Regions from separate parts of the Homo sapiens genome. Here region 1 is linked to region 2. Evidence: read pairs that join two places in POLR2A ChIA-PET (ENCODE). Cell type or tissue: Panc1. All regions are shown on one strand. Links, peaks and the distances in the headings refer to the core of each region. The heading gives the core; the rest is flanking DNA.

Evidence for each region. Peaks named below come from ENCODE experiments on the same cell type or tissue, not always from the same donor. Only the 100,000 strongest peaks of a DNase experiment are listed, where the experiment ranks them.
Region 1: POLR2A ChIA-PET joins it to region 2 with 6 read pairs; 2 of 35 experiments call an interaction of 5 or more read pairs at or near these places.

The regions. Positions count from the first base shown.
Region 1 is chr10:45,504,288-45,509,671 of GRCh38, forward strand. All of the region lies in intron 2 of MARCHF8 (membrane associated ring-CH-type finger 8), which reads right to left. It overlaps LOC105378286 (a long non-coding RNA gene), which reads left to right. Exons shown (of 3, transcript XR_945919.1): 2 at 5,249-5,384. Among named protein-coding and RNA genes, the nearest start is that of MARCHF8, 28 kb to the right of the region's middle. In Panc1, for the core only: no CTCF peak of the experiment used is centred there; no DNase peak of the experiment used is centred there; H3K27ac peaks cover 3,369 bases.
Region 2 is chr10:45,449,992-45,455,375 of GRCh38, forward strand. MARCHF8 (membrane associated ring-CH-type finger 8) reads right to left here. Exons shown (of 8, transcript NM_001282866.2): 8 at 4,594-5,384. LOC102724323 (a long non-coding RNA gene) reads right to left here and starts at 3,130. Exons shown (of 3, transcript NR_120674.1): 1 at 3,049-3,130; 2 at 2,853-2,949. In Panc1, for the core only: no CTCF peak of the experiment used is centred there; no DNase peak of the experiment used is centred there.

The sequences.
Region 1 (5,384 bases), core at 236-5,235, 54 kb after region 2:
ATACAAAATTAGTGGGCAAGGTGGCACATGCCTGTAATCCAAGCTACTTGGGAGGCTGAGACAGGAGAATCGCTTGAACCTGGGAGGCGGAGGTTGCGGTGAGCCGAGATCGCGCCATTGCACTCCAGCGTGGGAAACAAGAGCGAAACTCCGTCTCGAAAAAAACTAAGATCCAAAAAATAACCTATGATGTATAAAACACTGTGCTATACACCTTGTTTTTTCTCCAGTGTTTTTTCTGTATAAGCTAATCAATACAGGACACCAGCTATCTAATTACAAGCCATTAGCACAAAGCTAGCACTGGATATTGGAAATTTAAGTGAATGGACACTCACTCAGAATCTAACAACAAAACACCATACAGTATGAATTTCATTCTTATACTGTAAACATGGTGAATAAATATAGCCAATTTTCTTTCTAGATGGTGTTTCCTAAATTTAAAGAGGATACTAATGACTATAATCAGAGCTAAGGATGTCAAGATTCATGTTCGCGTATCTGGCATGTTTAAAAGAAAAATATGCCAATTTGCTGAAAATACTGTCACTTTTAGCACTAGTATTTCCCTTACTGCGTCCCTCTTCCTCCTGAGTAGGGGCTTATACTGAGTGGCCAGAGATCATTAACAATTCCGACATTCTACAAAGGTGGCCCTACATTCTGCATTTCTACTTTTATAAGAGACATAAATTTCATTTTATTGCTCATTTCGAGCTGTTAATTATATATACAATTAAGCACTTATGCCTTCTTGCCTTTAATCAAGATCTCACTGTTCAAAAAACAAGACATATTATTAATCCAGCTACTCCTGAATAAGAAAGAAGGATTGCCTACTTCACAGCACAGGATCAAGACCCGCCTTGATGGCTCCCTCCATGGCTCAGTTTGTCCCTATCACAAATCAGAGTTTCCAACACTATTCTCTCCTTTACCTTCCCCTGAAGAGCCCTAAACTTCTCAGCATTGACTTTCAGTAGGATTGGGTCCCCACTCCCAGTCCTAGGGGTAGACACTATCCTAAAACAATCCCTGTGGCAAGAGACTGCCTGACTTCACTTGTATCTATTAAGCCAATTTCACATATTAGGGTCTGTTACTTGCAACTACCCAGTTGCTATCGCCAAATTCTGTTACAGTTAAGTTGCTATCCATTTATTTGTTTTTAATCAATACCACAGGCTTGTAATTAATGCCAGATGTGATCTAGTTACTGTTTAAGCCAGAAAACTTCTGTTTCCCAGCAACATTCTACCCCTACTTTTTCCCACAGTGACTGGTTGAAGAACAAGATAACATTAATTGCTTTAGGCCAATTAGAGCCATCTGGAGCTACAGGTGATTCTATCCTATTCAAACCACATGGCTGTGAAATTTGGGACCTCCAACAAATTATTTCCCAATGGGGATTCGGTTTTATGGTCTGGCCATTTTATAAAAATCTCTAATCTTTGTGAATGGTTTAATGGGTGAGCAACTATAAATAGTCTGGTTTGTTAGTTTTTTTCTGTTTGTCTATTTGTCTGTTCTCACCACGAATCAATTAAGAATTCATGCTCACTGGGAAGAGAGCAACTCTTTGACACGGACTGATGAGTTTTATAATTCTGTATTTGCCATGGCCCCATAGTTGAAATTTCAGAATTGAAGTCATAAACTCTTTCCGCATCTGCGTGTCTATGTGTAATTCAGAAAGGCTGTTGTCTTTCAATGTGTGAAGGTGCAATAATTTTCTACCTCAGAATGGGATTAACAAATTAGATTATAAAATCTACTACATTATGAAATCTCTTAAAGTAATATATTCTGATTTACTCATAGAGGTAAATAAGTACATATATAAACAGAATATTCCTAAATTTCCCAGAAAATAAGGAGGTTGAAGATCTAACACTTTCAAGAAACCAATTATTGAGCTGTATTAAGAAATCAAGTTCACATAAAAAAAGCAAATCTTTGGAAATGGGACCAGTTTAATATTTATGGTTTAAAAGAAACAGTTGTATCTTTACTGATTTATCAATATTAAGTATAAGCATAGACTTTTATTCTATTTGGGTACGTCATTCATAAACCTATACAGGTTTACTGATTGAATAAACTAGCGTTACTTCTACTTAATGTCTAAGATTATGGAAAAGGTAAATTTGTGTTCAACCAAACAAAATCATTATTCTGATGACCTTGTATTTCAACAGTAATTATGTCTTGCAATATATCAGCTTGAAGACAAATTTCCAAGATCTTTAGGAAACTTAAAAACTCGAACTGGTATCAATTTGAATTAACTAATGAATATGCACTCAATACTGATCTCATTTCTAAGTAAGACTGAATATTGAGACATTTATAACTAAGCATAAATTTAATATTGTCACGCACGTCCATGTGAAGAGACCACCAAACAGGCTTTGTGTGAGCAAGAAAGCTTTTTAATCACCTGGGTGCAGATGGGCTGAGTCTGAAAATAGAGTCAGCAAGGGGAGTTGGGGTGGGGCAGTTTTATAGGATTTGGGTAGGTAGTGGAAAATTTTCACTTCTTTTGTGATTCTTCAGTTGCTTCAGGCGATCTGGATGTATACATGCAGGCTTGGGCTCAGAGGCCTGACAAATATACTTGTTTCTTATTTTTATATGCTACAAAGAGGCTATGTCTTTGGCTCTTTTAATCAGTTAAATGTGTTCATTTTTGCCACTCTTGAGACTTGTACACAATGAAAGTGTACACACAGTTAAAGTTGTGTTAGCTCTGGATGTTAGCTCTGCTAGTTTGCTAAAACAGTGGCATGCAACAGCTCACAATTATCCACTCCCTAGTTTTCTCTGTGTAATAAAAGTTACTTTGGCTAAAAGTTATCAATAACATGTGAATGAGACTACTAGAACAATGGTGGCAGGCAGGTACAACACTACGTGTGAGGTAGTAGGATGGGTTTTGTTTATTAAGGAAAAAAAAATAGTTTTGTCCTAAAATAAAAGGGCTGGTTGTTCCAGAACGAGAAAGAGGGTTGTCTCAGTCTGTTCGCATTACTATAAAGGAATACCTGAGGCTGGGTAATTTATAAAGAAAAGAGGATTATTTGGCTCATGGTTCTGCAGACTATACAAGAAGCATGGTGCCAGGATCTGCTTCCAGAGAGACACTCAAGAAGCTTCCCATTCATGATACAGGGAGAAGGAGAACAGAGATTACAAGGTGAGAGGAAGGACGACAGGTCAAGAGAGCAAGGAGGGAGGTGTCAGGCTCTTCTTAATATGATCTCAGAGGAACTAAGTGAGAATTTATGCATTACCCAGAGGAGGGCATTAAGCCATTCATGAGGGATCCGCCTCTATGACCCAAACCCCTCTCAGAAGACCCTACATCCAACATTGGGGATAACATTTCAATATGAAATTTGGAGGGGACAAATATCCAAACTACATCAGCTGTAAAGGACAAAAATTGATATAGAAAGTTGTAGAAGATTTGAGAAAAGATAATTTTACTTGCCTTGGCCAAAGTTAGCTCAGTTTTGAAAAAAAAAAAAAAAGATTTTATAAAAGTGCTTGTAGTTCCTGTAGTATCAAATATTACACTGATACAATACTGGAGTTTGGTTTTCTCTGTTGAAATTAGAAAATTTTCTTGGATTATTGATCTGCCCTTAGTAAGAGATTGTAAGATATCTGCTGTATAAATAACAAAGATTCTGTTTTACCAAAATAGTTTTCTGTGCTTTTCATGTTGATTGTACAATGTCCTTGATTAAATATTTCTCACTTATGAAAGAGCCAAATGCTTTACAATCATGTAACCTTCACTTTATTTTCAAATGTTTGGATGTCACTTTGAAATGAGTAGGAAAGTATTTCTCAGGCACCTATGATCTGATTCCTAAGTGTTGAAATCTCCTGGTAACTTTTCATTTATGTCTTTACAAATTCAAATCCTAAATGTAAAATAAAATAAAAAATTTGAGATACTTTTGGGACTAAAACTGTCTCTGAGATTTATAAGAGGGCCCATGAAAGAGGACAAAAATTTATTCTTTCACAGTAAAAAAAAAAAAAAAAAAAAGTACTGGAAACAATTGTGTTTGTTACTATTGATGAAACTGCATGGGAGGAATTAGCAAATCAGAAGAGATTTGTCAATGCTCTCACTGTCATGATTAGTTTCTATTTATCAAAGTCCTGATACTCTGCACTGTATAGCTGTTATCACTCTTATGTTTTAAAATGTTAACTTGGTTACAACTTCACTTTTCAAATGTGAATGCAGCATCTTCTGGGCCAGTGGTTTTCAATTAAGGATTCACATAATTTACTATGGAGATGGAGTTTCATTAATATACAGAAGCTTAGGACCCACTCCAGACTTACTAGATCTTTTCACTTGATATTCTGGATACATTATTGGTACATAATATCTAGGATTATTGCTATATTTCAAGATTCATTTCTCTGTAAAGTTTATGCTCATCTGCTTTTATAAATCAGATATAATATTACATCCTTTAACTATAGAGTTCATTATTACATTTTAAATTGTTTAAAATTTTTTTATTGACTTTATTATCTTGTTTTGCATGTCACAGAAACCAGATTTCCTTGTCAGTTATATTTTTCTCAAACTCTCATCAGATCCTTCATTTTTTGAAAATGATCAGTAAAAAATTAACTGCAGCCATTTTAAATGTTTTTATCTGCAGACATCTATTTGTTGCTGTTTTATTCTGATGTTTCCCTCAGAGCCTTTTCAATCAGCTACAGGCCAGAAGGAATCAGAACCCCATGGAAAAGGGCTATGCCAGGTACTTTGGGGCACAGGCTTCTAAATGACATTGCTTAAACAACTTTCAGACCATACCAGTGGCCTAAGTCAGAATTTCCAGGACTCTTATGAGGAAGCCGATGGGTTGATAATACTACTAACCCCACATCCAGTGGAACAAAAATTAACTAGATATGGCTGAATGAGCTAATGAGGGATGACTGTAGTTTTTGTCTGGAATATTGTTGATGCTGTTTGAATGTATTTTCCAGACATATAAGGAAGCCTTTTCTCTTTCTTCTTAAAGCTATCTATAACTCATAACTTAGTAGACTCTGCTTTTGTATACTGAAATGAAACACTTGTAAACATCTTATTCTCCCTGCTTGAGCCCTCCAAAGTTCAGAAACGTAATAAATATTCTATTTTCAGGGCAATAAAGTTATTTGCATAGATTAAATAAGAATCTGTCCTCTTTTTTACTAGGACATAAGTGGAAATATTGGTTTTGCAACTAAACTCACATTTGAAAATGATGCTCATTCAATCAAATATGACTAAACACTTTTAAGTGTTCTGGAACTAAGGAACTAAGACTGCCTTTACAGAGTCATCCTTACAA
Region 2 (5,384 bases), core at 190-5,189:
CAACTCCAAGACTTACTATAAAGCTACAGTAATCAAGATAGTGCCGTATTGGTGAAAGAATAGACAAATAGATCAATGGAACAGAATAGAGAGCCTAAGAAATAGACCTTCATAAATACAGTCAACTCATCCTTGACAAAGTAGCATAGACACTACAATGGAGCAAAGATTGTCTTTTCAACAAGTGGTGCAGGAACAACTGGATATCCACATGCAAAAACAAACAAACAAGCATGAATCTAGATACAGACCTTATGCTCTTCACAAAAATTAACTCAAAATGGATTATAGATCTAAATGTAAAATTCAAAACTATAAAATTCCCATAACATAGGATAAAATCTAGATGACCTAGGTATGGCTATGACTTTTTAGACATAACACCAAAGCCATGGTCCATGAAAGAAATAATTGGTAAGTTGGACTTAATTAAAATTAAAACCTTCCGCTCTGCAAAAGACCACACTAGGAGAGGGAGGAAATATTTACAAAGACACATCTGATAAAGAATTGTTACTTAAATTATACAAAGCCTTCTTAAACTTAACAGTAAGGAAACAATCTGATTGAAAAATGGGCCAAAGACTTTAACAAACAAAAGAAGATATACAAATGGCAAGTAAGTATGTGAAAAGAAGCTGCACAGCTGGGGGGCGTGGTGGCTCACGCCTTTAATCCCAGCACTTTGGGAGGTCAAGGCGGGCAGATCACCTGAGGTCAAGAGACCAGCCTGTCCAACATGGAAAAACCTGTCTCTACTAAAAATATAAAATTAGCTAGGCATGGTGATGCATGCCTGTCATCCCAGCTACTTGGGAAGCTGAGGCAGGAGAATCGCTTGAACCCGGAAGGTGGAGGTTGCAGTGAGCCAAGATCGCGCCATTGCACTCCAGCCTGGGCAACAAGAGTAAAACTCTGTCTCAAGAAAAAAAAAAAAAAGCTGCACATTCTATGTTATCAGGGAAATGCAAATTTAGAATAACGCAATAACAAGATACCACTACATACATATTAGAATGGCCAAAATTGAGAACACTGACAGCACCAAATGTGGAGGAGGATGTGGAGCAACAGGAACTAGAGAGAATGCAAAATGGTATAGCCACTTAGGAAGACAGCTTGGCAGTTTCTTACAAAACTAAATATACTCTTACCACACAATCCAGCAATCACACTCCTTGGTATTTACTTACATCCCAACAAAAACCCTCATATGGATGTCTAGAGCAGCTTTGTTCATAATTGTCAAAACTTGGAAGCAACCAAAGATGCCCTTCGGTAGGTGAGTAAATAAATAATATCCAGACAATGGAAATACCATTCAGTACTAAAGAGAAATGAGCTATCAAGCCATGAAAAGGCGTGGAAGAAACTGAAGTGTGTATCACTAAAAGTCAATCTGAAAAGGGTGCATAAGTTTCCAAAGATATGATATTGCAGAAAAGGCAAAACTGTGGAGACAGTAAAAAGATTGCCAGGGGCTAGGGCAGTGGGAGGGATGAATAGGCAGGGCACAGAGGATTTTCAGGGCAATAACACTACTCTGTATGACACTATAATGTTGGATACATGGCCAGATCCACAGAATGTAGAACACCAAGAGTGAACCTTGAACTATGGACTTTGAGTGATGAGGATGAGTCAGTGTAGGCTCATGGATTGTAATAAATGCACCACTGTGGGGGGGGGGGGATATTGATAACTGGGGGGCTGTACATGTGTAGGGACAGGAGTAAATGGGAAATCTCTACTTTTGTTACCGGTGGAGGGTGTACCGCATTTTGAACAAAAAATTGGACAAAACGCACAAAGCAAGGAAAGAATGAAGCAACAAAAGCAGAGATTTATTGAAAACGAAAGTACACTCCACAGGGTGGGAGCAGGCCTAAGCAGGTGGCTCAAGGGCCTGAATACAGATTTTTCTGGGGTTTAAATACCCTCTAGAGGTTTCCATTGGTTACTTGGTGTATACCCTACGCAAATGAAGAGGATGAAGGGAGGTTACAAAGTTATTTACTTGGTGTAGAAAATTAGGGTTTTTCCCTTTTATTTAGTTGTAGGAAGCCCTTAGGTTACCTGCCTCCAGACCCTATTCTCCTGCCTCATTTTATTCCTAATTTTGTTGTGAACCTAAAATTGCTCTAAAAAATGAAATCTTTTAAACAAGAAAATAAACTTATAAATTGCAAATATGTGTCACTTACATAAAAACAAAGAATTAGTGTCCCTACATCAGGAAAAAAACACCTATAATTCAATGTAAAAATGCAAAAAAGCCAAGAGAAATGGCCAAGCCATGGAAATTCACAGAAGTAGAAATAGGCAGTAAATAAACAATGCTCAATTTCATTTATCTGAGAAATGGAGAGTAAAACTTCAGTGACATACAAAGGAGTAACAATCATTTTAGGAACAATTTTAAAAATAACACTTGTGATGTGGCTCAGGAAAGATTCATATTCTCACTGTAGGAAGGTAAGTGAATCATTTTAGAGGTCAGTTTTGCAACTTAGAAGATCAAATGCATCTACCCTTTTTCTACTTCTAGAAATGTATCTTCAGAAGTGCCCCTCCCTCCCTCACACACCCCCAAGTGTACAAAAATAAATGACATGGATGTGGACTGCAGCCTTGTTTCTAATACCAAAAATCAGTAAACAACCTAAAAATCTGTATCCATGAGGATTTAAAGAAATCCTGCATGAGTTAGAAAGAATAAGGTAGATGCCTGGGTTCTAACATAGAAAATATCAAACTGGTTGTTAGATGAAAAAAGCAAGTTGCAAAGTGAGGTAATGTGTAAATGCAGTAAGCAAAATACATCATATATATAGTACTTTCTATGTATTTACCTATATGAGCGTGATGCCTCCAACTGCATAGCTGTGGCTCCGGGAGCAGGACCTTGTAACAGAGCCTCTGCCCCTGACTGTCCTGAGGGGCCTTTCCCTGGGAAAGGAACCAGGTTTGATTTTCAGTCTCTTTTGTTATCACCATGCTGACAGCTTTGCTTGTCATATGCCTTTCCCTCCGCTGTACTGATTTTACCTTACAGAAGCTCTCCTTAGTGCTTCATCAGACACTCCCTCTTTTCCAAAGAAAAGACAGCCGCATTCCATGGTCATCTGGTTGAGCTCGAGGTGAGCCCCAGGGATCATGTGCCTCCCACCAGGCTGACACCCCAGTGGTGAGGAGTTGCCCCTTGGCTTTTTCGAGGCCAAGCAACTCAGAGGTGTGGCAGGATTGCATGTCACAGTGGCACTTCCAAGGCCCTGGAGAGTGACTCAACGCCTCTGTTATTAAGATGTCACACAGGCTGTGCAGCAACAACTCTAGGGACACCCTTCACACTGACAGAGTTGGCAAGCTTTTCCTATAAAGGGGCACACAGTGAATACTGTAGGCTTTGTAGGCCATACTATCTGTCCCAACAATTCAACTTTGCCCACTGTAGCTGTGAATCAACCGTAGATAATATTAAGTGAATGTGCACTGCTGTTTGCTAATAGTTTATTGACAAAAACAGCTGCTTTTGAGCAGTTTGCTACCCCGACAGAGACTGTGGGGAGTCCCTGGTGGCAGCGAGCTACAGGCAGCCAGTACCCCATCAGTGTGGCTGGTTCCATCCTCTCAAGCCTGCCTGCACCCAGACACTGTCGAGTGTGTCTTCAGAAAAACTCCTAAAATTCCCCAAAAGCACAGTGGCTCCCCGAGAGCCACCTCCCTCACCTTCTTACAGGGGCAGGTTCCTCTTCCGGTTCCACCCTCCTCAGCACGGAGCTCAGGGGCCATCCCCACCTCCTCTTGGCCGCAAGCACAGACCTTCCCACACAGGCTCAGCAGCTCTGCGGGCCTGTCCCCCACCTGGAGCTGCAGGCCTCCACTCCTGGGGACAGCTGTGACCATGGCTCTGCAAAGCAGCCTTGTGCCTAGCTCCCAAGTCAGCTGGCAGCCCAGAGTGGAACAATTCTGTGGATCACCTCTGAGACAGCAGCACATCTGGGCAAGCCTGGCTTCCCACCCCTCACCTCCTGCAACCTCTGACCCTTGCCATGCATGTGGTAGGGAAGCTGCAACCAGGCCTCAGCACTCCCAGACCTGTGGGCGGTTTGCTGTCTGAGGATCGTGGCACTGCCTTCCCTCAGAGGCCTTGCCAGAGCCAGGGGATGCAGCGTGGCAGAGCTGTCACTGGCAACCCTGCTGGTCTCCCTGGTGCTTTCTCAGCTGGGCTGTGGGTCAGGACAAATTTCTATGGATAAGGCTGGATCATAATCTAGTGCTCCATGGTCATGCAGCGACAGACTCGAGTCTGCCTTCTCTCAGGGTGGTGAGCTCAGGTAGGAACGGGATGTTTGAAGCAAGCACACCTGTGAGAAATGCCTGTTTTCACTCCCATCCCACACACTCGTCCAGACACTGCCAGCCCACCCCCGACACACGTGTCTGAGGGAGGCTGAGGAAAACAGACACCTCCAGGAGCCGCATACTATTTCCTGATGTGTAAGCCAGACAACCCTGGAAAGGAGGTCAGGGAACCGGAGTGCCTGCCAACGTCCCCAGCCTCCCTGCAGCAAAACACTCTCATGGCAAAACTCCTTTTTAAAGAAAGGCTTTATTGCTGCAATTAGACATCCCAGTGTATAGCACAAACCCCCCTGTACAGAGAATTATTCAAGTGGTAATACTGAGAAACAGTGAACACACACAAAAGAATACAAAACTAGACATTTAGATCACTAGAAACTTTCTAAGGTAAGAAAAATTTCAAATGTGAAGTGCCTTTTAGAAACTACACCACACATGCCAGTGTAAATTTGGTTTAACAATCAATTTCTATAAACATTGCATCTAACTGTGCACTGATCAACTGCACAACTTCAACAATTACTTCCAAGACAAAGATAAATGCTTTTATTTCCCTATGTTTTGGTCTTTCCTTGGGCTAGAGACAGAAGCTGCATGTTTCAAACCAGATTCAAAAGGGAAAGCACTTCAAAACAGAAAGTACTTCAATTGTGTATTTGCCTTCAGCCACATCCAGAGACTTGTGGATCTCACCCGGTTGGTCCCAGCCCTTCTCCAACCCTGAAGCCCACAGCAGGGGTGCAGAGGCAGCCCCAGATCGTGCAGACATCACCCGAGGCTCCCAAACTGGCCCAGCTGCCTGAGGCCTGCATGCCTGTGGCCAGGTAGGACACATGTGCAGGTTTGAAAACTAGGCCTACAAGACTGAAGAGTGGACTGAAGCAAAAAGGGGAGAAACATTAGAGGCCTACAGTAGGAAGAGACCTTTTATAGAGTTTTCAGGAAATTCTCACAATAAACTTGGGCACAAAGACCAAATTGCTGAGGCCAGAAGCCTGCTTATGGTACTGTGACTTATG